3 separate regions of the Homo sapiens genome follow, and all the other regions are linked to region 1. The links are chromatin loops, found by intact Hi-C in ENCODE. Cell type or tissue: mammary epithelial cell. All regions are shown on one strand. Each heading gives the region's core, and the rest is flanking DNA. Links, peaks and the distances in the headings are about the cores only.

Evidence for each region. A loop is a pair of places that touch in the nucleus more often than their neighbours do. Peaks named below come from ENCODE experiments on the same cell type or tissue, not always from the same donor. Only the 100,000 strongest peaks of a DNase experiment are listed, where the experiment ranks them.
Region 2: a loop joins it to region 1, with 6 times the contacts of the local background. A loop is called at or near these places in 8 of 110 quality-filtered maps.
Region 3: a loop joins it to region 1, with 9 times the contacts of the local background. A loop is called at or near these places in 4 of 110 quality-filtered maps.

The regions. Positions count from the first base shown.
Region 1 is chr3:18,290,532-18,300,646 of GRCh38, reverse strand. No RefSeq gene overlaps it. Among named protein-coding and RNA genes, the nearest start is that of SATB1, 130 kb to the left of the region's middle. In mammary epithelial cell, for the core only: a CTCF peak has its summit at 5,210 (motif pointing right); a DNase peak (open chromatin) is centred at 5,286; H3K27ac peaks cover 506 bases.
Region 2 is chr3:17,975,170-17,985,284 of GRCh38, reverse strand. The region is part of intron 1 of BALR6 (B-cell acute lymphoblastic leukemia associated long RNA 6); the gene reads right to left. Among named protein-coding and RNA genes, the nearest start is that of BALR6, 18 kb to the right of the region's middle. In mammary epithelial cell, for the core only: a CTCF peak has its summit at 5,813 (motif pointing right); no DNase peak of the experiment used is centred there.
Region 3 is chr3:17,835,819-17,845,933 of GRCh38, reverse strand. No RefSeq gene overlaps it. Among named protein-coding and RNA genes, the nearest start is that of TBC1D5, 98 kb to the right of the region's middle. In mammary epithelial cell, for the core only: a CTCF peak has its summit at 4,517 (motif pointing right); no DNase peak of the experiment used is centred there.

The DNA.
Region 1 (10,115 bases), core at 711-8,710:
GTGTTTTCCTCATGTTTTCTTCCAGCAGTTTTATAGTTTTGGGTGTTACATTTAAGTATTTAATCCATCTTCTTTGATTTTTTATATGATGAGAGATAGGAGTCCGGTTTCATTCTTCTGCACAAGGATATCCAATTTTCCCAGCACCATTTATTGAAAAGGGTATACATTCTCCAATGTATGTTCTTGGCACCTTTGTCAAAAATCGGTTGGCTCTAAATATGTGGATTTACATATACTGATCCATTAGTCTATTCTGTTTCATTGGTCTAATTTTAATTTTATTTTTAATTCTAATTTTAGATGCATATGCTGTTTTGGTTACTGTAACCTTATATTTTGAAGTCAGGTAGTGTGATGCCTCCAGGTTTGTTCTTTTTGCTCAGGATTGCTTTGGCTATTCTGACTCTCTTTTGGTTCTATGTGAATTTTAATATCGTTTTTTCTATTTCTGTGAAAAATGACATTGGCATTTTGATATGGATTTCATTGAGTCTGTTTATTGCTTTGGGCAATATGCTCATTTTAACAATATTGATTCTTCCAATCCATGAGCATGGGATGCCTTTCCATTTGTTTGTGTCCTTTTCAATTTCTTTCATCAGTGTTTTGCAGTTTTCCTTGTAGAGATCTTTCACCTCCTTGGTTAAATTTATTCTCAGATTTTTTGTAGTTATTCTAAATGGTATTGATTTCTTGGTTACTTTTTCACCTATTTCATTATTGGTGTCTAGAAATGCTACGGATTTTTGTATGTTGATTTTGTATCCTAGAATTTTACTAAATTTCTTTATCACCTCTGAGAGTTTTTTTGGTGAAGTCTTATGGTTTCTCTAAATATAAGATCCTGTTATCTGCAAAGAGGGACAATTTGACTTCCTATTTTCCAATTTGAATGTATTTTATTTCTTTCTCTGGCCTGATTGCTCTGACTAGGACTTCCAGTACTATGCTGAATAGGAGTGGTGAAAGTATGCATCCTTGCCTTGTTGCAGTTCTTAGAGGAAAGATTTTCAACTTTTTCCCATTCAGTATGATGTTAGCTGTGGGTTTTTCATAGATGGCCTTCATTATTTTGAGATATAGTCCTTCTGTGCCTAGTTCATCAAGACTTTTTATTATGAAGGAATGTTGAATGTTTGCAAATGCTTTCACTGCATCTATCGAGATGATCATATGATTTTTGTCTTTCATTCTGTTGATGTGATGAATCATGTTTACTGATTCATGTATGTTAAACTGTCGTTGCATCTCTGGTATAAATCCTATTTGATCATGGTATATTACCTTTCCTATGTGCTGTTAATTCAATTTGCTAGTATTTTGTTGAGGATTTTTGCATCTTCATAGACACGTTGGCCTGTATTTTGTTGTTGTTGTTGTTGTCTTTGTCTGGTTTTAGTATCAGGGTAATGCTGGCCTCATTGAATGAGTTATGAATTCACAGTCATATCACATGAATTCTTTTCCTGACCAATTTTTTGGAATAGCTTGAGGAGGATTGGTATTAGTTCTTCTCAGTATGTTTGGTAGAGTCTGACAGTGAATACATTCAGTCCTGGGCTTTTCTTCATTTGAAGACTTTTTATTACAAACTCAATCTTGCTACTCATTATTGTTCTGTTCAGATTTTCTGTTTCTTCCTGATTCAATCTTAGTAGGTTGTATGTTTCTAGGACATTATCCATTTTCTCTAGGTTTCTCAGCTTGTTAGTGCATATTCACAACATTTCTGATTATCTTTCATATTTCAGTGGCATTAGTTGTAATGTCTCCTTTTTACTTCTTATTTTATTTCAGTCTTCTCTCTTTTTTTCTTGGTTAGTCTAATTAGTGGTTTATCAATTTTATTTATTTTTGAAGAACCAATCTTTAGTTTCATTGATTCTTTGTGTGTGTGTGTGTGTGTGTGTGTGTGTGTGTGTGTGTGTGTGTGTATATATATATATACATATACATATAGTTTCCATTTTATTTAGTTCTGGTCTTTATTCTTTCTCTCTTCCTGCTATCACTTATTTCCTTCTTCTCATTTTGGATTTGGTTTGTTCTTGCTTTTCTGGTTCCTTGAGGTGCATCATTAGATAGTTTATTTAAAATATTTCTAATTTTTGATGTAGACATTTATTGACATCAATTTCCCTTTTAGTACTGCTTTTGCTGTATGCCAGAGGTTTTGGTATGTTGTGTCTCCATTTTCATTTGTTTGAAGAAACTTTTTTATTTCCATGTTAATTTCTTCATTGACAACTATAGTTCATGAGTGTGTTATTTAATTTCCATGTATTTGTATAGTTTCCAAATTTCCTTTTAGTATTCATTTATAGTTTTATTCTATTGTGGCCTGAGAAGATAGTTGACTTGATATATATGTTTTAAAATTTGTTGAGACTTCTTTGTGGTCTAACAGATAGTCTGTCCTGGAAAACATTCCATGTGCTAAGGAGAAGAATGTGTATTCTGCCATTGTTAGATAAAATGCTCTTTAAATGCCTGTTAGGTCTATTTGGTCTGAACTCTAGTTTAAATGCAATGTTTCTTTATTGATTATCTGTGTAGATAATCTGACTAATGTTGAGAGTGGGGTGTTGACGTCCCTGTTATTGGATTGGAGTCCATCTCTGTCTTTAAATCTAGTAATATTTGCTTCATAAATCTAGGTGTTCCAGTATTGGGTATATATGTTTAGAACTGTTATTTCCTCTCTCTGGATTGATAATTTTATCATTATATAATGATCTTGTCTTTTTTTTTTTAACTGTTTTTGGTTTATTGTCTGTTTTATCTAAGTATAGCCACTCCTGCTTGTTTTTGGTTTCTGTTTGTATGGAACAGCATTTTCCATCTTTTTACTTTCAGTCATTACATGTCTTTACAGGTGAAGTGCACATTTTGTAGGCAGCATATAGTTGAATCATGGTTTTTATCCATTCAGTCAGTCTATAGCTTTTAAGTGGAGAGTTTAATCCATTTACATTCAAGATTATTATTGATATGTGAGGTTTTGTATCTGTCATATTGTTTTCTGATTGTTTTGTATAGTCTTTGTTCCTTTCCTTTTCTCTTATTGTTTGTTATTGTGGTTTGGCAGTTATTTGTGGATGTGTCATTTGAGTCCTTTCTCTTTCTCATTTATGTGTTTGCTTTACCATTTTTATACTCTTAAGTGTTTTTATAATGGTAAATCTCATTATTTCACATCCAGGTTTAGGACTCCCTTGAACATTTTTTGTAGGGCTGGTTTACTAGTGATGAATTCTCTCAGCTTTTGCTTGTCTGGGAAAGACTATTTCTCCTTCATTTAGTAAAGATATTGTTGCTGGGTATAGTATCCTTGGCTGGCAGTTTTTTCCTTCCATTTCAGCACTTTGAATACATCATCTCATTCTCTTGTGGCCTGTCAGATTTCTGATAATAAGTCCATGGTTAGTCAGTTAGGGGTTTCCTTATAGGTGACTAGATGCTTTCCTCTTGCTGTTTTTGGGATTCTCTCTTTGTCATTGACTTTAGACATCTTGTCTGTAAAGTGCTGCGGAGAAGACCTTTTTGCATTGTATTTGTTTGGGTGTCATTGGGCTTCCTGTATCTGGATGTCTAAATCTCTTGTTAGACTTGCAAAGTTTTCTTCTATTATTTCATTAAATAGGTTTTTGTATCCTTTTGTTTTTCTCTTCACCTTCTGGGATACCAATAATTCAGGTATTTGGTTGCTTTATGGTGTTGCACATATCATGAAGGCTTTGTTCATTCCTTTTTTATTCTTTTTTAAAATTTTTGTCTGAGTAGGTTATTTCAAAAGACCTATCTTCAAGTTATGAGATTCTTTCTTTTTTTTGATCTAGTCTATTGTTGGAGCTTTTGAATGTATTTTGTCATTCAGTCAATGAATTCTTCAGTTTCAGAATTTGTTTGGTTCTTTTTTGTGATATCTATCTCTTTGGTAAATTTCACATTCATATTCTGAATTTTTTTTGTACTTTTTTTTTTTTTTTTTTTTGAGAGAATTTCACTCTTGTTGCCCAGGCTGGAGTGCAATGGCACGATCTCGGCTCACTGCAACCTCCACCTCCTGGGTTGAAATGATTCTCCTGTCTCAGCCTCCTAATCTCAGTAGCTGGGATTGTAATCCTGCCAGCACACCCGGCTAATTTCTGTATTTTTAGAAGAGACCAGGTTTCATCATATTGGTCAGGTGGGTCTCGAACTCCTGACCTCAGCTGATTCATCCTCCTCAGCCTCCCAAAGTGCTGGGATTACTGGCATGAGCCACTGCATCCGGCCTGTACTGTTTTTAAAGTTCTTTTGTATTTCACTAGGCTTCTTTAAAATCAATAATTTGAATTCTTTTTCCAGGAGTTTGTGGATTTCTTTTTGATTGGGATGTGTTTCTGAAAAATTATTTTGTTCCTTTGGATGTGTCATATTTCTTTGCTTTTTCATGTTTCCTGTGTCCTTATGTTGATATCTATGCATCTGGCGTATAAGTCGCTTCTTCCAGTTTTCTGAATTTGCTTTTGTAGGGAAGGACTTTTTCCTAAGGATGAATCTATGGTGTTAGTTGGCTAAGGCACTCTGGCTTTGATTCTTGGTGTATGCAGGAGAGTTGTCTCTGCGTGATTTGTTTGTCTGTAAACAGCGTCAGTGGTATTTTATATTTACTTGGTGGCTTAGAGTGCAGTTATTAGTAGATGCTGTGTGCAGTTTTCCTGGCAACTGGGATGCCAGATAGGTCAGGCTTTGGGCCTCAGTGATGGGTAGAATGTGCCTGTCTTAAAAGAGAAGCTGGCATGGCATGGGCAATGGCAATGGCAATGGCAGTGGCAGTTGTAGGACAACTCTCTGGTTCCTGATCACTGTGTGCTGGTGCTGGCAGTGGCTGAATGGCTGAACAAGTCAGTCTCCAGGCCCACAGGTGGCAGTGCAACTAGGTGATAGTGGCCCAGTTTAGGCCCAACCTCAGGTCCCTGGGAGGAGTGTTCAGGTACCATTGGTGGTGGACTAGGCTGGGCAATCCCCCGGTCCCTGAACTCTGTGCTGCTCTGTCATGGCAGAGGAAGGAAGGATGAAGCTGGGGCAGGCTGTCTTGCCCTCAGACCCCTTGATAATGTGTATAGGAACTGGCCATGGTATGCAGGGGTAGGGTAATTCCTAGGCAATCAGTGGAATGTTCAGGTAGGGGGTGGCAGTGGCCATGCTGCTGCTCTGCCACTGGGGGGCAGTGCTATCTTCAGTGATGGCAACCTAGACTGGCAGGTGGGGAGTGTGCATACCACTCATGCCTCAGCCCTGGGTGTGGTAGCCTGCAGTTACTCATGCCTAAGCCAGCTCTTTTCTTGCACCTCAGCCTCAGCGCTGCTGGGCTTCAGGATAGTGTGCAGCCTGTTGGGGATGGAATTCTAAAATGGCACCTTGCCATTGCTGCTTAGGTCTCAAAGAATGTGAGGGACCCAGCACAAGCTTTCCTCCCTGGCACAGTGCTTGTGGTACAATTCCTTGTCAGCTCCCTACATTAGTTTCAGGGCCTGTGAGGGTTGAGGGGTTCTTCCATGGCTAGGACTGGAGTCCAGGGTGAGAATGTGGACTGCTGAGGGTCTCTCACTCTTTCCCCCATATTGGGGAGTCTCTCTCAGCTCCCAGCTAAGCCAGCCAAGTAGGCTGCCTTGCTTCTTTCTCCTTCCTTGCTTTAGGTATTGCCTGTCACTTATATGTTGAATTCCAGTGTTTTCTCTTGGATGATCTATTTAAAGTGTGATTATCTACTTGCTATTTTTGTTCTTCTTAGTGGAGGAAGCAAGTATAAAATGCCCCTAGTTAGCCAACTTGGAGCCTCTTATTGTGTACTTTTTTACATAAAGACTCAACTTTGAAAAAAATAGTTAAAACTGCCAATTCTTTCCAAAGTATACTATTTTTGTGTGCTTTTTTTTTTCAACTTTAGGGAAAATGTTTTTAAAATTTGCACTTAGTATACCTGAAATTCCATTTAATTTATAATAATTTTCACTTTATATATGTGGTTGTAATTGGAATTGGTACAGGGAGGTTTATAATTTTTACATTTTCTTTACCAAATATATCCTGTATTGATGTAAAATGACCCTCTAAGACAAGGACATCCTTTACATGTTGCACTGAATTCTACTTTGCCTAATATTAATTAAACAATATGGTTTCCTTGATCAGCACTTATTAAACATATTTTAATCTGTACTTTAATGTTTAGTGGTACAGCTTTGTGTCCGTTTTTGATGTATGCCATTGTCAGCAGATAGTGGGATTTTGGTTTTGATCAAATATAAATCTTGGCTTTTAATATGGTATTTTAATCAATTAATTTTTTTACAAAATAAATATTTGCTTTTTAACTATCATTTTATCCATGTGATCTATTTTATGCGTCATTTTTTCACTTTTTTCTGACTTTTGCTATCAAAACTATATTTCCATATTTCATATTTTCCAAGCTTTGTAAAGATAGCTTCTGATTTTTAATTCCATTAATAGTTATAATTAACAATTTCAAAATGCATATTTAATCTATATTTCTCTAATTTTCAAAACCTTAGAAAAACAACAAAATTTGAGTTTTTTCCCACCCCACATCAATCAAAGTTCAGTACACTTTTTCACATATACCTCACTTTTCAGTCTTTCTTAGTATAAGATTTTAGATGCCCAGTATTATATATATACACACACTATATATATCTATAGTTATAAATACTATATATAGAGTTATACATTATATATACTATATTACTATGGATATATACCAACTATATCTTTAATTTTGAAAATAATTATTGACAATTATAATTATTTAATAGCTAGTCTTCAATAATATTGTAATGCTTTATACTTACTGTTACAGTTAATTGGCAGTACTTACTGCTTTTTGTATCCATCTTTTTTCTTGAGTGTTGTTTCTTTACTAAGTTATTTTTAAAATATCATCAATTTTTTCCAAGAAGGGCATATGTGGGGTGTATTTTAAGAACTCTTGAGTATCTAAGAATGTCTTAACTCTATATAAAATCATTGAGTCAGAATATTTTCTCCAAATTCAGTAGATATGCATTTACAGATATCTGCCATTTAGTGTTGTGGAAGAGAAGTCTGATCTATTTTTATTTTTGTTCTCTTAAGTAACTTTTAGGTAGAATGCTTATTATCAGCACATAACTCTTTTTAATATATTTTACATATAATAATTTTTGCATCAACATAATATATAGGTAGTTTTAAAATGATGGCAAGGTATGTCAGCTATCTATTTCAGCATTTTTAAATTACCCTCAAATTTGGGGGCTTAATGAAAACAGACATTCGTTATCACTTCTGTGGGTCAGAATCCAGTAGAGGCTTAGCTGAGTAATTTTGACTTAGCATCTCTGATGAGGTTGCAGTCAAGGTATTGGCTAGAGCTATAGTTATCTGAAGGCCTGCGTGGAGCTGAAGGATCCACTTCTAAGATGGTTCACTCACATTGGCTATTGGCTGGAGGCCTCAGTTCCTTACTCGTTCTCATCTGGATGCTTTTGTTCTTTACCACATAGAACTATTTTATAAAGCAGCTGACTCCCCTCAAAGCAAGTGAAAAGAAAGAGAGAGAGAGAGACAGAGAGAGAGAGAGAGAGAGAGAGAGAGAGAGAGAGAGACAGAAGCTGTGGTGTCTTTTATGTTCTAGTCTCTAAGTCACAAACTGTCGTTTCCAGAAGCAAGTTAGAAGCAAGTCACTACTAAATCTGGTCCATTCTCAAGGGAAGAGAAACTAAGCTCTTGAAGGGAAGAATATAAAATAACATGTGGCCATGTTTTCTTAAAGCATCACACAGAATAAGTTCAGTTATGGGTATGAATTCACCGATTTTTTTCCCTGCAAATTAATAGCTCATGAAATCTTTTTTTTTGAAAGACTTTTTCTCAATAATATTTTTGGTGTTTTTTTCTGTTGTATTTGCTTAAGATTTTCTTCATGAATTCTAATTATTCAGATAGATACATAGATAGATAGATAGATCAGCTTTCTGTTCTTTATAGTTATATCTTTTTTGTAACTTTCATATCTGTGTTCTTTTCCTCTGCAATCTGGTAAAGGATCCCAAGTTTGTGCTCTACACCAACTCTGCTCTTTCTGACCTCAAATATCATTTTAAATTCCCTGTTGCATTTTTAAATATATCTGCAATACTTTCACATCTCATCCACATCCGTTTTTCCCTAATACTGTTGTCTTTTTGTGTCAACTTATTGGCTTTCTTCCTGGGTTATTCTCACCATGCACATTTCAGCCCCTCTTCATCAAAGTAATTTTTTCTTGTATGAATTAAAGATGCCAAAGAGTTTCAAGATTTTCTTCTGAACTAGAAGCTGATAATTTTTGTAGTTACACTTGTCATTTGAACCTTCCAGATTGGCATTATTTTCTTAGGCCAACTGGTGCTTTCTTTTCACTTTCTTTATAATATTGTCATATGTCAACAAATAAGATATATGGATTCCCTTGGTTCTGTCCACTTGCAGACAGATGGCAAAATTCCTTGTTCATCATAACAACTAAAGGGCAGGTTGATGAGTTTACTCCAAGTTCAATATCTACTTCCTAGAAGGTGCTCATCTATTGCAGCTTTACTTTATTGATATGGCATCTTCTGCTGCTACTGTCTGGTTTTATGATACTGTGAACAGGTACTTTTTGATGCACATTTCCCAGCATTCTTCCTATCTCTGCCCCTAACTTAACAGATTTCTTTATAGAGCTCCGTATCCTAGGATGGGAGGTATTACCACCAGCATCCCATTTGTTTCATCAGTTGCACCTTGGGTATAACTGTTTATGTAGTGGTGTACAAAAAAGAGGTATCAAAAGGAAAGAGTGGCATTCTTAAGAAGAAACAGCTGTAGTGCAAAGAATAGCTTCTAATGTTCCATTTAGCGAAGATCTTGAATTCCGAGTAGGGGAAGGAGAGTGGGAATGCACATAGAGTCATTTTTCTTCTCAGAGGGCTTTTGTACTAAATACAGGAGATAAAGATTGGGCATCTCATGAGGTAAAACTTAAATAGTTTTGTTTCTTGCCCAGTTTTTTTTTTTTTTTTGCTTTGTAATTAGTAGTCCTTTGAGAGTCTAATGTTTAATTGCTAATAAATCAAAATTTTTAGAGTTTCTATGAGCTTTCATTATTTTCTGGTCTTTATAGTTGTTTTGTTTTAGTTGGAAATTAGATAAAGTTGTATTCTGGTGATCAGCCAGAATGGAATTTTAACCTGGAACTATCTCACGGTATTATTTACAGTAGCAAAAAATAAAATACTTTGAATGCCCAACAATAGAGGATAAACCAAATAAATTAAAATGTCTCGTTGTGAAAGAACACTTTGCAGTCATTAGAAATCATACTGTTGAAGCATATTTAGTGGTATAGGAAAATAATCACAATTTATCATTTGGTGAAAAAAAATTGCAGAACAGTATGTACAACGTGGTTCCAATTTCATAAAGTGAAAAAAAGGAGAACAAAAGAGGCAGGAGAGATATATAACATTCATGGAGGTTGTCTAGAGTGTGGGGTTTGTGGTAACCTTCATGTGTTATTTTGAACTTTTTTTCTTTATTTCTTTAAAATTCTTAAAATTTTATATATTTTTAAATGTTTTTATTAACATATGCATTACTTACCAAAATAAAAAAAGTTCTATTTAAATTATCAGTGTATATCTGCAAGTTAATTCATTTGCAAAGATTATATCTTCTCTAAGTATTAATTATATATAGTGGTTTGGGAGTCAAAAGGGAAATATATTCCCAGGTATAGACAGAAATTTCTATATCTAATTAAGAGCAAACACGTGAGAACCACAGTGTTCTATATTTAATGTAACACTAATGAGATATAGATTTATTATCTTTTAAAGTGATTGATATATAAATATTCTAAAGTGTGCATGCACCCACATATGTGGCGTGTCTTCTAAAATTGATTTGAGGGTATTCAATGGCCACCTTAATAGGATACTGGTATCCTATAGCTGTAATAAGGCAACGTCTGGCCACAATAAGAAAGACCAATCAATAGCCACAGTGTAGTCCCTGGACCAGCAGCAACAGCATCACTT
Region 2 (10,115 bases), core at 1,300-9,299, 320 kb after region 1:
TAATGAAAGAGAGAGAGAGAGAAGGCAATCCTAATGAGAGAAAGAGAGAGAGAGGAGAGAGAGAGGGCAATCCTAATGAGAGAGAGAGAGAGAAGGCAATCCTAATGAGACAGAGAAGGCAATACTAATGAGAGAGAGAAGGCAATCCTAATGAGAGAGAGAGAGAAAGAAGGCAATCCTAATGAGAGAGAGAGAGAGAGAGAGAAGTCAATCCTAATGAGATAAAGAGAGAGAGAGAATCCTAATGAGAAAGAGAGAGAGAGAAGGCAATCTAATGAGAGAAAGAGAGAGAGAGAAGAGAGAGAGAGGGCCATCCTAATGAGAGAGAGAAGGCAATCCTAATGAGAGAGAGAGAGAGAGAGAGAAGGCAATCCTAATGAGAGAAAGAGAGAGAATCCTAATGAGAAAGAGAAAGAGAAGGCAATCCTAAAGAGAGAGGAGAGGAGAGAGAGACAGAGAGAGAGAACAATCCTAATTTGAGAGAGAAGGAGAGAAAGAGGAGATAGAAGGCAATTCTCATAAGAGAAAACAAATAGAGGAAAACAGGGGCAAAAGTTTAAATTCAAACAACATTGTTAGAAATGTGCCACCCTACCTACCCCAGCCTTGCCCCTTCTTTCTATTAATTCAAACTGGGATTATAATATTCTCTGAAATTCACAGCTTAATGAAACTGAGCCCCAGGGAAGCAGGTCCACTTATGAGAGACACCAGAGCCAGTTTCCAGCAGAGATGAGATTAGAGCCCAGTCTCTGGACCCCTGTGGAGAGATCTTTCCACTATACGGTCCTACTATATAAAACAAACCAGCCTGAACAAAGTCTGCTGATATGCTAGTTTATTAATTTCAAGTATATATGATGCTGGCATTGTTAGAATTGTCAAGTGTGAAACCCTTAAATTCTGCTTTTGATAAAATTTATTTGTAATTAACAGCATTCCTCACACAATTCATCAACCTACAGAGTTTTGTGCAATAGGTAAAACATCTTCTCCCTCTAGGAGTTTATAGTCTAAACTGAGGAAACAGAACCTAGACACATCAAAAGCTGACAAACAATACAGACAAGGTTAAGATTTGGTGATGAAGAGTCCAAGGAGATGCTGGAAGAGTTTGGGAGGAGAGACATCCTGGAGGCTGGAGGAAGCAGGGTTTAAGCTGGGCTTGAAGAACTAGTGAATTCAGAGAGGAACAATGAGACTGCATGGCCAGCATAAGGAACTATATGGGTAAAGACCTGGAGATAGGAATCATGGGCTATAGGGACAGTGACTTCACCAATCTGGCTAGATTACAGATGGTACAAAATCAGGATGCAAGGATGGAAAGAGTTTGTGGCCAGAATGGGGAAGGCAAAGTTAAATTTGAGCAAAACGAGAAGAGATTTATCCTAAAGGCTAAAGCAGTCATTGAGATTCTGGTAATGGCATGATGAAAATGTCAGAATTAATCTGGCTGTGGTGAGCAAAAACGATTCTAGTCTAAAAGATTTGAGGGAGGGAGATTAGTTAGAAAACTTTTCAGGTGCGAGTGGATCTGAAATAGGTTAAACATGTCCCCCTAACTCTTGTTTGTATCATCACTTTAAGCCGAACTCTTCTTGATAGATATGGGGAAAGGAAACTTCAACCACATCCCAAAGACCAAAATAGAGGCATCCTCATCTATCAGGAGTCACAGTCATTAAAAAGTTAGGTAATGTCCAGTTTGGAAGGGATATCTTCTCCAAAATTCCCTTGAGCAGTATTTGTGTTTAAGAAAGAAGCTAAAATTGTCACAACAGTAATGAAAAATGGGGGTTGTGGGGGTGACTGGAGTCAGAATTAGCACCATTTGCAGTCTGACCCCAGCCTCCAGCCCCTAAACTCCCTCAATACTAACTGCTGCCTCCAGGCAGAGCCAAGAGGAAATCCACAGCCACAAGTGGCTGTTTGTTTGAGCCTGGTTGGCGGTTCACCGGGACCAGCCGTAGTCCTTGCACAACCACAACTGTCAGTTGAAAAGAGGAGGAAGGACATCTGGGGGGCTTCAACCTTAAAATAAGATCTGTGAACCCTTGCAAAAAACCACCTCCTGTGCAAGCTGCCTCTTAATACATTTTTATTACTCTTGGCTTTGGACTTCTGCACCTCTGCAGCTAGTGAAGCAAATACATGAGTGGAATATGTTGAAATGGAATGTTTTATCTCTACTATATTTTGTGTTTGTGCGTGTGTGAATACACACAAGAGTAGGGTGACTAATTCACAGGAAGCCTTAAAGAAAATGCCAATTGGTACTTGCAATGGGGAAAAATATTGCTGAAATTTAGTTTACTCTTTGAAAAAGCCAACACATTGTTTGTTTCCCTAAAATGTCGGTCTTTTCACCCACCAAACTTTTGCTTATGTGTCTGTCTCTGTGAACATTCTCCTTCTCTCCACTTATTGAAAGCCTCATCTTTAAAATTCCTTCTCTCTGTCAGCTTCCTCCTCCCAACCTTCCTTGGACCATGGGAGCCCACATGGCAAACTTCTATAATATTGCTAAATAAACCTCCATAGTAAGTTCCTATTGTATGCCCAACACTTTGCCAGGCATCAGGAAAAACAGGTTTCTGCCCTGAAGGAGTTCATAACCCATTACAAGAAATAAATCCACAAACAGCTAGCTAGCCCTAGTCAAATGGGCCCCGTGATCTAATGGGTCACACATATTAAACATTAGCCTCAGTGCGTGGCTACAGCCTTCACTAAGGGGGCAGTTTTAAGCAGCTCTGTTCACACCATATGACCCTGTAGTCCTCCAGTTGTAGCTGTTTGACCAGTGAAGGGCAACAAAGCCAAGGATAGCCAATTGGTAGGCTGGTCAGCAGCCTATGAAGTGCCTGGGCCTAAAGCAGTCTCCCCACATGGGGTTGAGCCAATCAGACACCTGTTCTTAGGAACATGGCAGCAAGAGTAAAAGATGAAAGGTCATGAGGTAGAAGGAGGCAGGACAATCATGATGGGTCGGGAAGAGCCAGCAAGAACCTCTATAATAGTAAATATTTGTTGAGTGCCTACAATGTGCCAGACTTGTTATAATTATTCCCATTTTATAATAGAAGAAAATAAGACAGATGAAGCAATTTCACATTTTGGGGGTCTCAATTCAAACATCCCCCCCTCACACAGACCACTCTATCTAAACCAGCTTTCCTCTCCCTCTACCAGACCCTCCTAATTCACTGTATTTAGAACCTCACTACTCAAAGTGTGGTCCTAGACCAGCAGCATCAGCATCAACTGGGAACTTATTAGAAATGTAGAATCTCAGTCTCCACCCTGGACCAACAGACTCATCCATAATCTGCATCCCAGATGATTTGTTTCTACATTAAAGTTAGAGAAGCACTTTTTTAAAGTAATTTTGTATTACTTACATTACTTTATATTGCTTATGACAGTTCTCTTCCTCAATAAGACTGTGGGTTCCATAGGGGCAGGGTTTTTTCAAAACTTGACCATATCACCTCTGTATTCCCATGTGCTAGACATTTCAAAACTACTAGCTTAATGAATAAATGATTTTGCCCAAATTCTCATTGCTAATAAGTAGCTAATAAATAGTGGAGTCAAAATCACTACCCAGGACTCCGAAATCTAATTAGGTGGCTTCCTGTTTGAAGTACTCATTCCCCCAGCTCTGGGAGTGCAGGAGACTGACAGTCTCAATTAAGCCCCTCCCTGGGGTGCCCTCAGCACCCCACCCATGGTTACAACCCCTTCTCAGGGGCAGCCTGCCTCCAAGGACTGGTGGATGGGGAACATACAAAGACTCGGCCCCTCTTCCCTCAATTTAAGACAACTTCAAAGAACCATCACAGCTCCAGAGCTCCCCATGGGATCAGCTAAGGGCTTTGTGCTACTGCATTGCAGGCCAACTTCTCCTTCCGTGCAATCCTGTTTCCTTCACTTCCCCACAGGAATCAGTCCCAAGAGCACCACCCTTAAAATTTTCTGTACCCCCATTTACATCTCAGAGTATGTTTTCAGGAAACCCAACCTGAGATCAACTGACATACACAAAGAGGTGGAGTCACATTGATGGTGGGCTCCTCAGGACAGATGCAGGAGCTCCTGCCAAAAAGCTGCCTGGAATCATTTCCAGATTGCATGAGGGCCAGTTCGTCCTCCTCTGGAACTCCATGACACCCATCACCATGTAAGTGAGCTTCTATTCCTACAATAAAAGTGACTAAGCGAGAGAGGTATGAGGAGGAGACTGTGAAAGTGCAGAGGAATTGCAACTGATTTTAATGCAAGGGATAAGAGAGACTTCTAATTGTGTAAGTATTGTCTCAAAAACAAGATTTTAAAGTCAGGCTGCAGTGTAACTTAAAAAACACTAGGCAAGTAGTATACATGTGACAAATACTTAACAGACCATAAGGCACCAAAAACAAAAGCCTAAATATCAAAAGTAAAGTATAAATAAAGGAAAATGAATGTTTTTCTCCCACTGAAGGCATGAATTAGCATTTGCATTTAGCCATAAAGTATACAACACACTTTACGTAATCTGATGTGGTAATCTTAGCATTGGAAAGTGGGCGAATTGGCCTCAAATAGTATCCAAGAGGGTTTTTGGTGACTGAAATATTTAAAGCACCTACAAATTGGTCCCATTCAATAGTCCTGAAGGCAGGGTTCCAGAGAGAAGGAAAACAGTTGAGAACAAGACTGATCTCTAAATAGTGGTCCAATTTCAACCATCTGTCAATGGTTGTGTTTTCTTCTGAGTCTTTGAGACACACAGGACTTCCAGTTACTCTCCTACCTAAAACAACTAAAACATGGAAAAAATACATGAAACAATAAGGATTCAGACATTGAACATCAGGCAACAAAGAGCAATGACTCCTGAAAGACAGAAAACAAGTGAAGTGCCCCCTACAATTGTCCCAGTTTACTGCCTAAAGAAAGATTCTGGGCCATGGTACAGGGAGGGGAAATCCAGGCAGGGTCCAGTGGTCTCCCTGAGTTCAGGAGACAGAACTGGGAGTCTACAGAAGCCAGGGAAGCTAGAATTCATAGGGCAGACTGCCCGAGAGGAGAGTTCTGTATAGACAGAGGACTCTGAAGATCTGCAGAGGGTCCCCTGGAGTGTTCATTTGAGACTAACCAGTGCATGTGTGTCCAGAGATTAGAGGAACTAGTGCCCAGAGCTTCAGTAACAGGGAAGAATTAACCCTACTTGAAGTGCAGCTCTCGTTCACCTAAAAAAGCTTAAAAGCCAGATTTGGAAAGATAAAACTAGCTCTGAGTAATTCAACCACATCTCAGAACAACGCTCAAAAATGTAGAAATATTCACAAGGTAATATTCACAATAATAGGCATCAAATTAAAAATTACCAGGCACACAAAGTAGCAAGAAAAGGCAACCCATCTGGGCCAATTGAAACTGACCCACAAATGACACAGATGATAGAATTAGTAGACAGAAACATGAAAACAGATAGTATAACTGCATTTCATATGTTCAAGAAGCTAGAGAAAAGATTGAATATGTTAAGCAGAGACATAGAAGATAACTTTCAATAATCAAACTTCTAAAAATGATGCACAATGGATGAAGGCATGAGGTCTGCACTAAGAATCCTCAGAAGTCCTTGTGCTTTTCCCAGAATAATGAAAGCTCAGCTGGTATCCCTCTCTTCCACCCCTCCATCCCTGAGTGGAAACTTACAGAGCTGCTATTTTGGCACTGTTCAACAAAGGAGACGCTTCTGGCTTCCTACAAAGTTTGGAGCTCTGGATAGTATGAAGAAAGATCAGCTGCCACAAAGGGGCAGCAGTTCTCTTCTTGTAAGGCAACTGGTGCCAGGCACAGCAAGGGATGGGAGGCCAGGGGACATGAGTTCTGGTCCCCTCAGCCTCCCTACCCCAGCAGCTGTGTGACTTTGGGCAATATATTAACCTCTCTGAACCCCAGTTTCTTAATCTGTAAAATAAGGATGATAATGATGATCATACTCATTTTGTAAGATTTTCGTGACAATTCTATTGCATCAAACAAGGAGATGCATTTGAAAGTTCTCTGTCAAGTCCAAATATTGGTACTTATTTTTGCATACCACAAAAGCCAGGAGATATGTACCAGCATTTGTGGGCATGTTACATGTTCTTCTTTCTCAATCCCCAGCCCCACCCCCCAAAATCTCTTAATCATGTTTATCTTTTTATCAACATGCTTCTGACATTCTTTGGGGCTTCTCAGTTAATAGCAAATAAAGTAAGAGCAAGTAAGGCATTATTTGAAAAACTAAGAATGGGAGAGAAAATTTAAAAGCTAACTATTCTGGTTCTCTATTTTGTGTAACAACCACTCATAACTGAATAGTGTGAAACAGCCACCGTTCCATGATGCTCACTGACTCAGTGTGTTGGCTTTGGGACTGCAGTGGGAATGGCTTGTTGCTGCTCCATTGTGTCTGGAGCTGCACCTGGGAAGAATTGAACTGCTATGGGTTGCAATCATCTAAAGGCTTTTTCTCTCACATATCTGCACCTGAACTAGGATGACTTGAAAGCTGGACTTCGCTAGGACTATCATCCGGAGCACTTACACGAGGGCTTTTTGTGGACTGGGTCTTTTCACAGCATGACAACTGGATTCCAAGAAGGATGATTCAGAAAGTACAACAAGAGGGAGAATTGTAAGAGAAACAGGTGGAAGGTATTGCTTTGATTTTCTGCCCTTGACAGTTCATCATTAGTTGAAGCAGTTACAAGCCCACCCAGATTCAAGGGGAAGGGACAAGGCTTCCCTTTCCAGCGGGAGAAGGAGCAGAGTACTTGGGGCCATGTTTTAAATGTGCCGCACTTGCTATCTAAATTCTGCACAGCAAAAGTAATATTAACGCTTATTCAAGTTTTCAGAATAAATGATTGTCAACGATGCTATCTTTCCCTAAATTAGTCTAGTCCAAGAAAACCTCACCTTCAGTAGTCCAGTCCTCTGGTTTATCTGGGCCATCATTTACATTCATCATTTTGTATCATCACTGAGGACTACAAATAGCATTTTATTGGCAACCATGAAAATTAGGCCTGGCTTGTCAGAGCATAACATTCAAACGCTCCCTCAAAATTATTAATAGGATGGAATCAATTACAGAGTTGCCCTCTGACCTTAATTCAGATGATCCTAGGACACCACCAAAGAGAATTTTTTTTCCTGAAGCAAAATGAAAATCTCAGAAAATTTTAACTGATAATGTGTTTGTATTAGAATTCCTAGTCTGAAAGAGGTTGCTCCAAAGAAAGTTGAGATTAATAAAAGTATGCATAGAATAAGAGACATAAGTAAAAACAGGCCTCTTTCTGAAGGGATTAGGTTTGATGCTTTTCAAGTTTTACAGCAAGAATGACAAGCCTGGTATGAATTAGAAGGACTCAGGCTTAATATTTACTGTGGGATAACGGGAGTGGTGTTAGGATGTAAACATGTCCGAAAAGTTAGCACAAGAGCTTGGGGAAAACTCTGCCTTCAAAAACATGCCAAAGTTGCTTCTAAAAGTTAAGCTCAAGTCAATGGCTGGAGCTGTTACAACCTGGAAGGACAGTGTTGAGAAGCCCTGCTCATTTGGTTTGGTTTGAACAAAAATTGAGCCTTTCATTTAGAAAGAAAAAGAGAATCACCAAAAGTGACAGTCCTTGTGAAAGGAAAAGAGTAGATTCCAGGCTCCTGAATGATGTGAGAAGTAGCCACACAGCTGCCTCTTTTAGCAAAGAATTCATGACACCTTCCAATGGTTTATTTATACATAAAGTGTGCGTGAAGAACAGAAAGGTAGCTCCATGCAGTGGTTGGAAATGAGGCCCTGGAACAAATCCTGGATTTGAATTCTAACTGCTGTTTACTAACTGTATGACCTTGGGTAAAATTATTTTGTCATGTCTCCTCTAAGATTTAGTATCCTCATCTGTAAACGTATATAAAAACTTAACATAGTGTATAATTCATTAAAAATAGACTCTAAATTCTCATTTTTATCATTATGTTTATTTTCTTACAGTTTCTATTAGTTTCATTTCATAATCCATGCATAAGATATAAAATAACAAAAATCACCCATAATCCTGCCATCTAGAAAACCATTTTTGTTGATATTTTAGTATATTTCATTTAGTCTTTCTACAATGCATTTTCTCTATCTGAGATCTCACGAAGGATATACCTTTGCATGCTATATATTTCCCTTCTGATCATAGGATCAGTATTTTCCATGTAACTAAAAATCCTTGATGAGTATTCCTTTGGATGGTTGCATAGCCTCCCACTGTACACTTATGTAACTCTCTTAACTATAACACAAAAATCTCTCTGGGGAAAAAAGTAAGTTTGTGTTCTTTTCTTTGGGAGAGAAGAAGCTAGGAGGCACCTGCATTGCAGGGGTTGTTTGTGCTGTCTACATACTTAAGAAGTGATAGGAGTAAGGGATTTGAGGCATAAGGGCATTAAAATATAGCCCTAGATCTGTCCACACAAGGAACATGGTCTTAGCTACTAGTCCAGTTTTCCAGATTTCCAAGCATGAATTTCTACATAATTTCCTCAAGAAATCACAAACCTCTGACTTTCACAAGGAAATGATTTCAATTTTCTGATTTCCACTTAAGTATCTCCTGTTACTTCTTACTTCTGAAAAGGCTTTTTTAAGAAAATATAAGAAAGCACGGTTGTTGTGGTTAAAAATCGCCTTCCTGCCCGTCACAAATAAAGCTATTTTCTTCTCTTTCTTAAGTGTTCCGAGAAATCAGCAGGTAAATAGGGAAGATATTTATTAATAAATATATGGATGTTCTGCAATTGCCAGACATACATGAACGAAGCTGGGAGTTAACATATATCTATTTCTGCTCACACAATGCAATCATTAGTTGGGCTGGCTTTTGTTGAACAATTTTAAAGCCTTGATTTGTCCATGTTTGTTTTAGACATCCTTGCCTAAACATCTAATGCTCCGTAGAAGTGCTTCCTACGTTTGTTATTAAAGCTTCTTACACTCTGGTTTGGGGTATGTCTCCTTCCACAGGCCACCAAGACCAAACAGAAAATGCCTTGAAATGCAAACAGTCCCTGAATTATTATACCTATTACTTTTTATTAGTAGTAAAAACAAAAAAGAAGCAAGAAACAGTTCTATTTATGCAGAGCAGTTAGAACATAAATAATAATAAAATGCTAAAACTATAAAACTACTTACATGATATTAATTTAATTCTTATAAAAAGTAGGTTTAGGTATTGCCTCCATGTTAGCAAATGTGGTACATTTTGCTTTCATCCAATATTTATAACCAAAAACATTTTGGTTTAGGAAATAAAGTAGAGATAAAAAATTAGTCTTTGAATATTGGGCTTTGACTAGTCCCCTGCTGCCCTTTATTGTATGTTTCAGTAAAATACAGTACATCTTGCTGTTTTATTTCATTGTTTGTGGCCCATGCAAAATCCTATTGTCCAGCTGCCCAGCATAAATGAACAACAAATCAGAAGAACCAGAGAGACACTTTAACTGATTAAACTGGGTCTGGAATTTTCCTTTTACTGCTAAATTATCATCTTATTGCAATTATTTTTACACATTTTGATTATTTTTACATATTGTGATTATTTCTGCAAAATTCTAGGGGAGATGCTAGTCAGAGGGCCAAGGCTATAGTACTCCATCTTAAAATCCTAAGCCCAATAAAGAGTCCAGCTTTCATATTCTAAAGTTGTGTTTTTCTCTCTCTAAAATTATTTAAATCAGCTGATTAATGGAGCTTGAGTAACTAGGCCTTTTAAAAAAAATTTTACTCAGGGCTCATCACTTTACTTTTTTCGTAAAAGTTCTTTGAGCTGAGGAATTCTGTCATAAGTAAAGTAACATTTCATTTTGTCACAAAACAAAATAGAATAATGACATAATTCAGCCAGGCGCTGTGGCTCACGCCTGTAATCCCAGCACTTTGGGTAAGTGGATCACCTGAGGTCAGGAATTCAAAACCAGCCTGGCCAACATGGTGAAACCCTATCTCTACTGAAAATACAAAAATTAGCCAGGTGTGGTGGCACACACCTGTATTCTCAGCTACTTGGGAG
Region 3 (10,115 bases), core at 1,448-9,447, 460 kb after region 1:
ATTTCCCCCATTAAACTGCTGACCAATTGAGCAGACCATCGATGTGTTAACATCTAAGTCTAAATAATGCTTTAGACCTCTAATAGTCTTTGCAAACATCCTCTCATTTTTTAAACAAATGTTCATTAAGCCCTTTTATTATGAACAAATCACTAGCCCCCTCTCAGAGGTTAAAGCCCTTTGGGAAGACAACAAAAATTGCAATAAATATCTGTCGATGTGGTAGGCAGCTTTTGACATGGTACCCATTGATCCTCACCCCCTGGTATTGACACTATTGTAAAATCTCCTCCCTTTGGGTGTGGACTGGACCTAGTGACTAACACATTCTAGCATATTCTAATGAAGAATACAGCAAAGGTAGTGGGACATCATTTCTGTGATAAGGTTACAAAAAACTGGGTAATTCCATCTTGCTAGTACTCTCTCTCAGTAGAACTTTTCTCTCTTGTCTTCTCACTTGCTCGCTCTGATATATCAATCTGCCACAGTGTGACAGACTCTATGGAGAGGCTCACATAGCAAAGAACCAAGGGGAGCCTCTGGCCAATGGCTTGTGAGACACTGGGGGCCTCAGTCCAAGCACCCACAGAGAATTAAATTCTGCCAACAACCACATGAGGAGACTAGGATGTGGATCCTTCCCAGTCAAGCCTTGATATGACTGCTGCCTCCTCACAGAGCCAGAAGACCCAGCCAAGCCACACCCAGATTTCCCACGCACAGAAACTTGTGAAATAATAAAATATGTGTTCAGTCACGACATTGTAGGGTAATTTATTATGCAGCACAAGGCTATAATCACAGGGTTGTAATCGAGGAATTAGCCAGGACTGCAGTCATCTCAAGGCTCCACTTCCTTGAGTGGGGAACTTGAGCACTTCTAAGTTCATTCACCAGGTTATTGGTAGAATTCAGCTCTTTAAAGGTTATTGAACTGAAAACTCAGTTTCTTGCTGACTGTTGGCCAGGGGGAACCCTCAGTCCTTTTACCACGTGAGCCTCTCTGTAGGACAATCCACAGCATGGAATTCATCTTCCTTGACAGTGAACAAGTGAGAGTGCGAAAGAGGTTGAGCAACACAGAAACCAGGGTCTTTTTGTAACCTAATCTCAAAAGTATTATCACATCCCATCACTTTTGCCAAGTAACTAGGTCCAGCCCACACAATGGGAGAGGATTATACAAAGGCATGAACACCAAGAGGCAAGGATCATTGGAGGCCATCTTTGAAGCTGCCTACCACACCATCTCTATGACTCCTCACCCATCCTTCTCCAGGGCCTCACCAGGCCTTGAGGATTCTCTTGGTTCCACCTCCTCCCTGTACACTGTGCTTATCTGTACACAGCCTTTGTAACTCATGCTTGAACTCTAGCAAAGCCTCCTAATGAGCCTACCTACCTCTTTCTGTTCTCCTAGCTGATACCCAGAAAACTGGTTGATATTTCTAATCACATTGTATTATGTCATTTTCCTATTCAAAAATGCCCACTGGCTCCCAAGTTCCTCTTCTATTTCTCAATCTAATGGTGTTAGGTCATTTTTGCATTGCTATTAAGAAATACCTAAAGGCCGGGCATGGTGGCTCACACCTGTAATCCCAGCATTTTGGGAGGCCGAGGCGGGCAGATCACCTGAGGTTGGGAGTTCAAGACCAGCCTGGCCAATGTGGTGAAACCCTATCTCTGCTACAAATACAAAAGTAGCTGGGCGTGGTGGCGCATGTCTGTAATTCCATCTACTTTGGAGGCTGAGGCAGCAGAATGGCGTGAACTTGGGAGGCGGAGCTTGCAGTGAGCTGAGATTGCGCTGCTGCACTCCAGCCTGGGCAACAGAGCAAGGATCCATCTCAAAAAAAAAAAAAAAAAGAAAGAAAGAAAGAAAAAGAAAAACCTAAAGACTGGGTAATTTATAAAGAAAAGAAATAATAGAATTGGTTCATGATTCTGCAGGCTATGCAAGCATGACACCAACATCTGCTTCTGGTGAGGACCTCAAGAAGCTTCCACTCATGGCAGAAGGCAAAGAGGGAGCAGGTACATCACATGACAAGAGCAAGAGCAAGAGAGAGAGAAGGGAGCAGTCCCAGATTCTTAAACAACCAGATCTCACATGAACTAACTGACCAAAAACTCATTTATCACCAAGGGAATGGTGCTTAACCATTCATGAGGGATCTGCTCCTATGATCCTATCATCTCCCACCAGACCCCACCTCCAACACTGGGAATCACATTTCAACATAAGATTTGGAGGGGAAAACATCCAAACCATATCAAACTCAATGTACTTTTGCTACAGTACTTATCTTACCACTCCCCTCCAGCCAAACAGGTATACCCACTGTCCCTCAGTCATAGCTAGTTGATGCACCTTTCCATGGCTTTGCTCACGATGTTTCTACCTGGAATATTCTCCCCTGTCACTCCACCTATCAGAATTCTCCCCAGTTGTTATGACCTAACAAGTCCTGTCTCCTTCCTAAAATTTATGATTCAGTGTCCTGGGTATAGCGGTCCTGGGTATAGCTGATAGCTTTGTTTGATTACTCTGGGCCCAAATGTCCTCTTCCTCCTACTGATCCTTTTTTTTTTTTTTTTTTTTTTTTTGAGACGGAGTCTTGCTCTATGACCCAGGCTGGAGTGCAGTGGCTCGATCTCAGCTCACTGCAACCTCTGCCTCCCGGGTTCAAGCAAATCTCCTGCCTCAGCCTCCGGAGTAGCTGGGACTACTGGTGCCTGCCACCATGCCCTGCTAATTTTTGTCTTTTTTTTTTTTTTTAGCAGAGACGTGATTTCACCATGTTGGCCAGGCTGGTCTTGAACTCCTGACCTCACATGAGCCACCCATCTCAGCCTCCCAAAGTGCTAGGATTACAGGCATGAGCCACCGTGCCCGGCCCCTACTGATTCTTTAACCACCCCCCTACTCCTCAAATCTCTGATATGACACTTACCATAAACTATCATATATCATCTCACATCATAGTTTGCAGTACTAATTTTAAAAATAATGTCATCAATATATGCATATTGAGAGAAGGAATAAAGCAAGTTTAGAGTGAAGGTCCACACTGAGATGTCTAGTTTGGGGAGAGTAGAATCTACCATAAATCTTGACCATAGTCATTGTATATTCTAGAGCTGTCCTACTAACCTTTCCAGGGTTCCATTTCTTATTATCCTGTCTTCAGTGACTCATCATTATTAGCGCAATGAAAGTACTACAATGTACATTATAAGCATGGAATTCTTAGGCTTCTCAGACACTATTTCTTAGCTTAATGTAGAATGTAGTGGAAAGAGAGCTCCTTTTGAAGTTTAAAAATAGGGAGGGGTAGGGGAGATTCTAATCCCACCATGCTTCTCTGAGACACAAGAGAAAGATGTAAGAATGGCCATGAATACAGGTATGTGTGTGGGTGTACAGTTGTGGCACATGGTAAAGTTGCTGATGGCCTACATATTCTCTGTGATATATATACACTACACAAGGAGTCATATAAGAATGAAATAAGAGCTCAAGAAAAGGGGGAATATTTTTGATAAATTGAATTGGTAAGTAATTAGAGAAATATTCAAAGGCTGAAGTTTCGATCACATACTAACAGACAACAAAAATTAATAATTACTGATCTCCTAAGTACCTTAGATTATGTTATTCTATCTAATCATCACAACAACACATTTTACAAAAGAGAAGATGAAGGCCCAGGGAGGTTAAGTAATTTGCCAAAAGTCACACAACCAGATTACAACTCCGCCCTGGATGATTCCAAATCCGATGCAACCCCATCTTTGGGGCATTCAACCTGGGAGATATGGCCTTGCTCATGTTTAGGAGACATTATACTACTTTGAATTGTTATCATTGGATGTAAGGCAGCCTATGTCACTCTCCCTAAAATGATTCTATGATCTTTTAGCAGCTATGCCAATCCAATCTGTGCTGGTAGGAAAATCATCCTTCTATACATCTCCAAATGAAATGAAGTGCAGATTAGCCAAACCACCAAGAAAATTTAATTGTAAAGGGAGGTATGGGTGGTAGGATTTGATGGAATCATTCCATACCAGGTGTTCTAATGTCACATTCTTCATTATCTTGAAGAAAAAGCCTTCAAATAGATTCCTTTTTTCTTACAGGTTGCCTTCAGACCCTGAAAGAGATTTTCAGGAGAAATTTCAGTATTCTATATCAAAAAAAAAAAAAAAAAAACATGTTTTCTGGAAATGCAAGAGAATATAAGGAACAGCTTCATCTCAAAATTTGCAAAGCTTGCCTCAAAGCCATCTCAAGGTAACTGCTTAATTGGTGCTCTTCTTGGGCTTTCTAGAACATCCATTAAAAGAATGTCCAATGATAGTGTCTAACTCATGTATATATTGACAGTAGCCAAGCCCACCTCTCTGACAAAGCTGAGGGTCCAAAGTCAGGATAATGCTGAAACTGCACCAATCAAGGACTGGGAAGCGTGGGCTGGGGAACCGTGAGTGCGGTCTGTGGACAGACGGGGGCAGCAGAGAGCTGTTGGAGAGGTGCGCATCAGGCAGCTTCCTAGGGGGCGAGTGTTTCTGGTCAACTTGGAGACATTGACAGAAAGACCCAGCTCCAGCGTCAGTAACACAGCTGAGGGATTAGCCCTGCTGAGCTGTCTGTCTGGAATCCACAAACAGAACCTACCATTTTCCACACCGTGGTCAGAAACTTTTATAAACCTGCTCCCCGATATGTCATTCCCCTGCTAAAAAGGCTAATCAATGGCTCCCCATTGCTTGAAACACTTTTTCAAGCTTTGATGCGCATCAGCATTACTTGGAGGGCTTGGTAAAACACAGCTCATTGGGCTCACTCCCGGAGTTTCTGATAGATTAGGTCTTGGGTGGTCCTGAGACTTTGCACTTCTGACATTCCTGGGTGTTGGTGATGCTGCCAGTTCCCACTGGTCCAGAAACCACACCTGGCAATCCACTAGCTTAGGTCATATTTAAGCTGCCCACTCTCGTCCTCTCCAGCTTCTCTTCTAGGCACTCACTCCCACGGGCATCCCCCACTCCCTCACACCCTCTGCTCCACCTGTGAACTTCCTTCAGCCCCGCAAGGGAGTTGTGTTTCCCTGCGCCTCTCGGCCTATTCACATGTGCTCTCTCTGCTGATACACTCTTCCTCCATCTCTTCATCTGGCCAATGATTACTTATCTTTAGGTCCCAAGTAAGAAGCCTCCCTCCTCTGAACTCTCATCATGCCCTGTACCTCTCACCTCACACTGTGTTGTAAATGACCCTTGTGTGTCTGTGTCCCAGCTAGTATCAGCCTGGGGAGCAGGGGCTGACACACATCTATACCTTTGGAAATTCAGTCGCTAGGCTCATCTGGATTCTTGACTGTGCACAATAACCATGTTACATTTCTCTGCTTGCCTCCCTCTTCCGCTCTCAAAGACTATTTCAAACCATCTTCATTTTCCTCAAATCTCTAACCTTCACGCCTACTCTATCACACTCAACAGATGGCCTTGCCTACTCCTTCACAGAGAAAATAGAAGCCACCAGACAGAAACCTCTCAACTTCCCGCACCAAACCTACAAACCCACCAGCATCTGCACCCACCCCATCCCCCTGACCTCCTGTTACAATAGAGGAGCTGCCTGTACTTTCTATGGCTGTCTGAAGCCAAACCCTCCAGCTCTGCTATGGTTTCCTCCTCCTGCTTCCTCAAAAACTCCCACCATCAACACACCCTCTTCACGGTAGCTTCTACTTCTTTCTCTTCCCTGATTTTCTCCATCATTTTTAAAACATGTGCAACTCTCTCTTCTATAAATAACCACCCCCCTTAGGCCCTATGTCACCCTGTAACTATCCTCTTTTTTCTACTTTGCTACTGCACAGCCAAATATGTTTAACCTCATGATTTCCATTTTCTTATTTCCTACTCTCTCCACAAGCCACTTTTCCTCAAAAACTATTCTCACAAGGGTCAACAAACACCCTTCTATAGCCAAGTCAAATAGACACCTTTCAGTTCCCATTCTGTTTGACGTAGTTGACCCCCTCCTACATCTGGACGCTCCCTCTTTCCTTACCTTCTGTGACATCCCAGCCTCGTCCATCTGGCCATTCTTCCTTTAAGGCCTGGTCCTCCTAGGACTTATAAATGCTGGTGGTTTGTGGGGCTCAATCCTAGACCTTCTTGTCTAAAGTCAGCCTGGATAACTGTATCCATTTCCTTCAGTTCAGTTACTATACGCTTACCAAGCAATCCCTTTATTGGAGAGGTCTGTCTCTTGCTCTCTGCTGTCCATGTTTACATGACCAACCGCCCAATCTATGTATTTTCTTTGACATCCCACAGGTCCCTCATACTCCACTGAACTTAAGATCTTCCCCCAAAACTGCTGCTTCTAGTTGCTCTTTATTGAAGCAAATTGCCTCAGAGGATACATCCTTGACACTTCCCTCTGTCTCCTGCCCCATATCTCACCAAGTCCCAATACTTTAGTTTCACCAGCCTCTCTCCATGTCTTCCCATACCATAACCCAAGCCACCATTCCATCTCTCCCAGACTGCGGCTACAACCACCGGCCTCCTTGCAGCATCTCTGGCACCCTCCAATCCATTCCTCCCTCCTTATGCTAGAGGAATCTTTCCTTAAAAAACAACTCACTTCCCATTCTTGCTTAAACCCCTCAGTGGCTGTCCAATACCCCTGGGATAAAGTTCAGTCTTGTCTTGCCCCCTCACCCACACTGGTCTTCTTTCAGCACCTTCAAAGCACCAAGCCCTCAGCCATCAGGGTATTTACACATGCTCTTCTCTCTCCTATAACGTTTGCCCTCACCTTCTTGTTTGGCAACCCTCACCCATCCTTCAGGGCTCAGCTTCAGATTTTCTGGGGGAAATTTCACTGACCCTCTGACGCTCATCACAATTGTGGCTAATTAATTACTTGAAAATTTGTTTTATGTCTTTCTCCCCCTCTAAGCATCATACAGGCAAAGAGCAGATCTTCACCTGAGCCCCAGAAGTCAGGGCTGCAGTGAGCCACGATCATGCCACTTCACTCCAGCCTGGGCAACAGAGTGAGACCCTGTCTCAAAAAAAAAAAGATTGGATCTTTCTCCTCATTCTCCACTCTCTGTCATATCTCCACTACGTTTCACAATGCCTGGCTTGTAGGTAGCTGATGACGAATCTTTGTTGAAAAAATGAAGAACAATTGAAAGAAAAAAGATACCATAATTTGAGATTTGACATTTCTTAGACTGGTTAATAACATCATAACTAATATTTCTCTAATGCTTTCTATTTGTCTTGCACTGTCTCAAGTGTATTACATTATCACAAAAATCCTGTGAGGTATGATATTATTATTATCCCCATTCTACAGTAGAGGAAACTGAGGCACAGAGAGTTTACAAATTTTGCCCAAGACACAGACAGAGATAGTAAGTAATAAACTGGGATATAAGTCAAAATAGTTTGATCTACCTACTGTGTCCTTAAACACTGTGATATACTATCTCCAAGATCTCTTTAGTATGTGCAAGGAAGACAGCTGTAGGTGTTGGGCTGTGTGTATTATTAAGGTTGCTGTTACAGAGAAAAGAAGACCAAAAAAAAAAAAAAAAAACCCAAACCTCAACACATTAATGGTTCTCAAAATTTAATGTGCATCACAATCACCTACAGAGATTATTAAAGCTCACATTATGGGACCCCACCACCAGACTCAGTAGCTGCGAGGGGTGAAGCCCAATAATTTTTATTTCTAACAGGCTACCCAATGATGCTGATGCTGTCAGTCCAGAGACCACACTTTGAGGAGCACTGCAATAAATAGATAAAGGATTTCCACAAGTTTTTTCAATCTTTAAAAATACAAAATACACTTCCCCTGAAATCTGCCCTTCTATAATAATTAAATAGAAAGGAGAAAGCGCTCAAGAGAAAATTTTAAAATGCAAACAAAATTGAATAGGGTTAAAGTGATGTTTCAGGTTCCTCATCCACTGGACTCTCCTCTTTTTATCCTTCAGCCCTCTTTACCCACATGCTGTGGTATGCACCTCCTTTTGAAGAGATAAAAGTATTTGCCTCTCACAGGTGTGTTACCTAGCTTATCTTGGTTAATGCTCACGACAAGTCTGTAAGATCGCTATTATTATGCCCATGTTAGAGATGAAAAAACTGGGACTCCAAGAAAAAAGTTAAATCACTAACCTCCTAACATCCAAAAGATAGAAAGTGGCTGAGCTGCGGCTCAAATTTAAGTTGATGTGACTCCAAATTCCTTATCTTTTCCATTAATTGACACTGCCCTTCATATTCTCATCTACCTTTTTAGTTCTGCTAAACATGCAAATAACAAAAAGCAATTTCTCCCACACTCATATAGAAAATGTCAACTGAAAAACACAGATCTAAATTCATCTCTCCCAAACAATATGCTTTTAATGTCTCTTTTTTTGTTTACTTTTCCTTGGAAGCTGATTGTTATTCATTTCAAATGTAGAGTGAAAAAAACCTCAAGATCTTAAAGAATTATTAGAACCTCTCTAAGAAGCAGATAGCACCCCAAAACAACCACGGCATGGTTCGTCTTTCTCCAACCACCTGACGGTACTGAATTTTATCGCCTTCCTGGCATGGCTGAAGAAGCTTTTAAAATTCCACTGCAATGTTGTGAGGCCATACATCCCCCAGGATTAATCACAAATATTTTATAAAGATGAAGTTTCGTTATATCTTTGTTCTTTGTATCTTGGCTTTTGTTAGCGCATTTTAATTACGATCTGGTATCTGCAATAAACAGTAAACATAAAGAGCTTTGCAAAAATGTATTAGACTGTTTGTTTTCACACTCTAATGCATATTTGCACAATTTTACCATGAAAAAAGGAAAACATGCTAAGCTCTTGGGCTCTATCCCAAATGTCCTGGAATAGAATCCGGAAATTACTAAAAATGCAACCAAACCTCATCATATTCCAGCAATTAACCTAAGAAACAAGGGTCCATTCTCTGTATGAAAAAAACATTTTTGAGGGGAGAAATCTGTGGCGGAGAATGCTTCTCGATAATGCACGTATCGCATTCTCCAAACCTGTTTTGAAATTTGGACTATTTCCCTTTCAGGCTAAAAAAGCTTAATAAACAAATTAAGTTGGGTAATGTTTTATTTTTCTCTTTCAGAGTGTTAAGAGAGCCTCTTCTACTAAAAGAAGACAAGAAGGACTGCTAAGCATAAAACAAGGAATAAAATAATCACATGTGGTCTCATTTTTAAAAGTACCCGGGGATTAATAATCTTACTGCTAAATAGTTGTATAGTAGAATGAATTATTATTACAACAGTAGAATCTCGGAGAATGCTGATGACAAAGAACAGTTTGGGGGGTTTTATTTGAACATATCCTAATCAAAAAGTGGCAAAAACTTTAAAAATCTCCAAATGTGGCTCTTGTGTACAATTATTATTGATATGACACCTTGATAGTGTTTGAATGCGACACAAAATCATAAAAGTGCGAGCAATTCCGAGGCATAAAGTGGTTTTTCCTTCTGTATCTATCCCTTAATATGTTTCCACATAAAACACAGGATTAAGTAATTTATTTTGTTGCATGATTTATTTATGGACTGAAACACAGCAAACAACAGATAAAAGGCAAAGTCCCAGGCATCAACTTAAAAGATAAAAATCATTACATTTTATTAGAGGGAGACATATAAAAATGCCAACATGAACTGTAAAGAAAGGAAAAGTGTTAGCTCAGAGGTCCCAAGTCTAAGTTATGCTTGGGGTTTCTAACTCCCCCTTTGGGGGAATAATATGCCTGAATTTAATTAGAAATCTGTTTTTTTAAGATTAAAGTTGTGAAAAAGTTAAAAGGTTGGATCACACAAAAATAAAAATGACTCTGAGGATCTTAGGGAATTTGAACTGGTAAACTTAGATTCTATTTCCTGCCAACTGTTTGCAGGAGGATTAAGAGATGTACAAGAATTATTAGTTTTAGATAAAAGCCAGCATTTTATAAAGCAATTAATTTTTCATTAGTTCCACATAATTTTGGCAAAAATAGTTTTGTTCCAATAAAAGTATT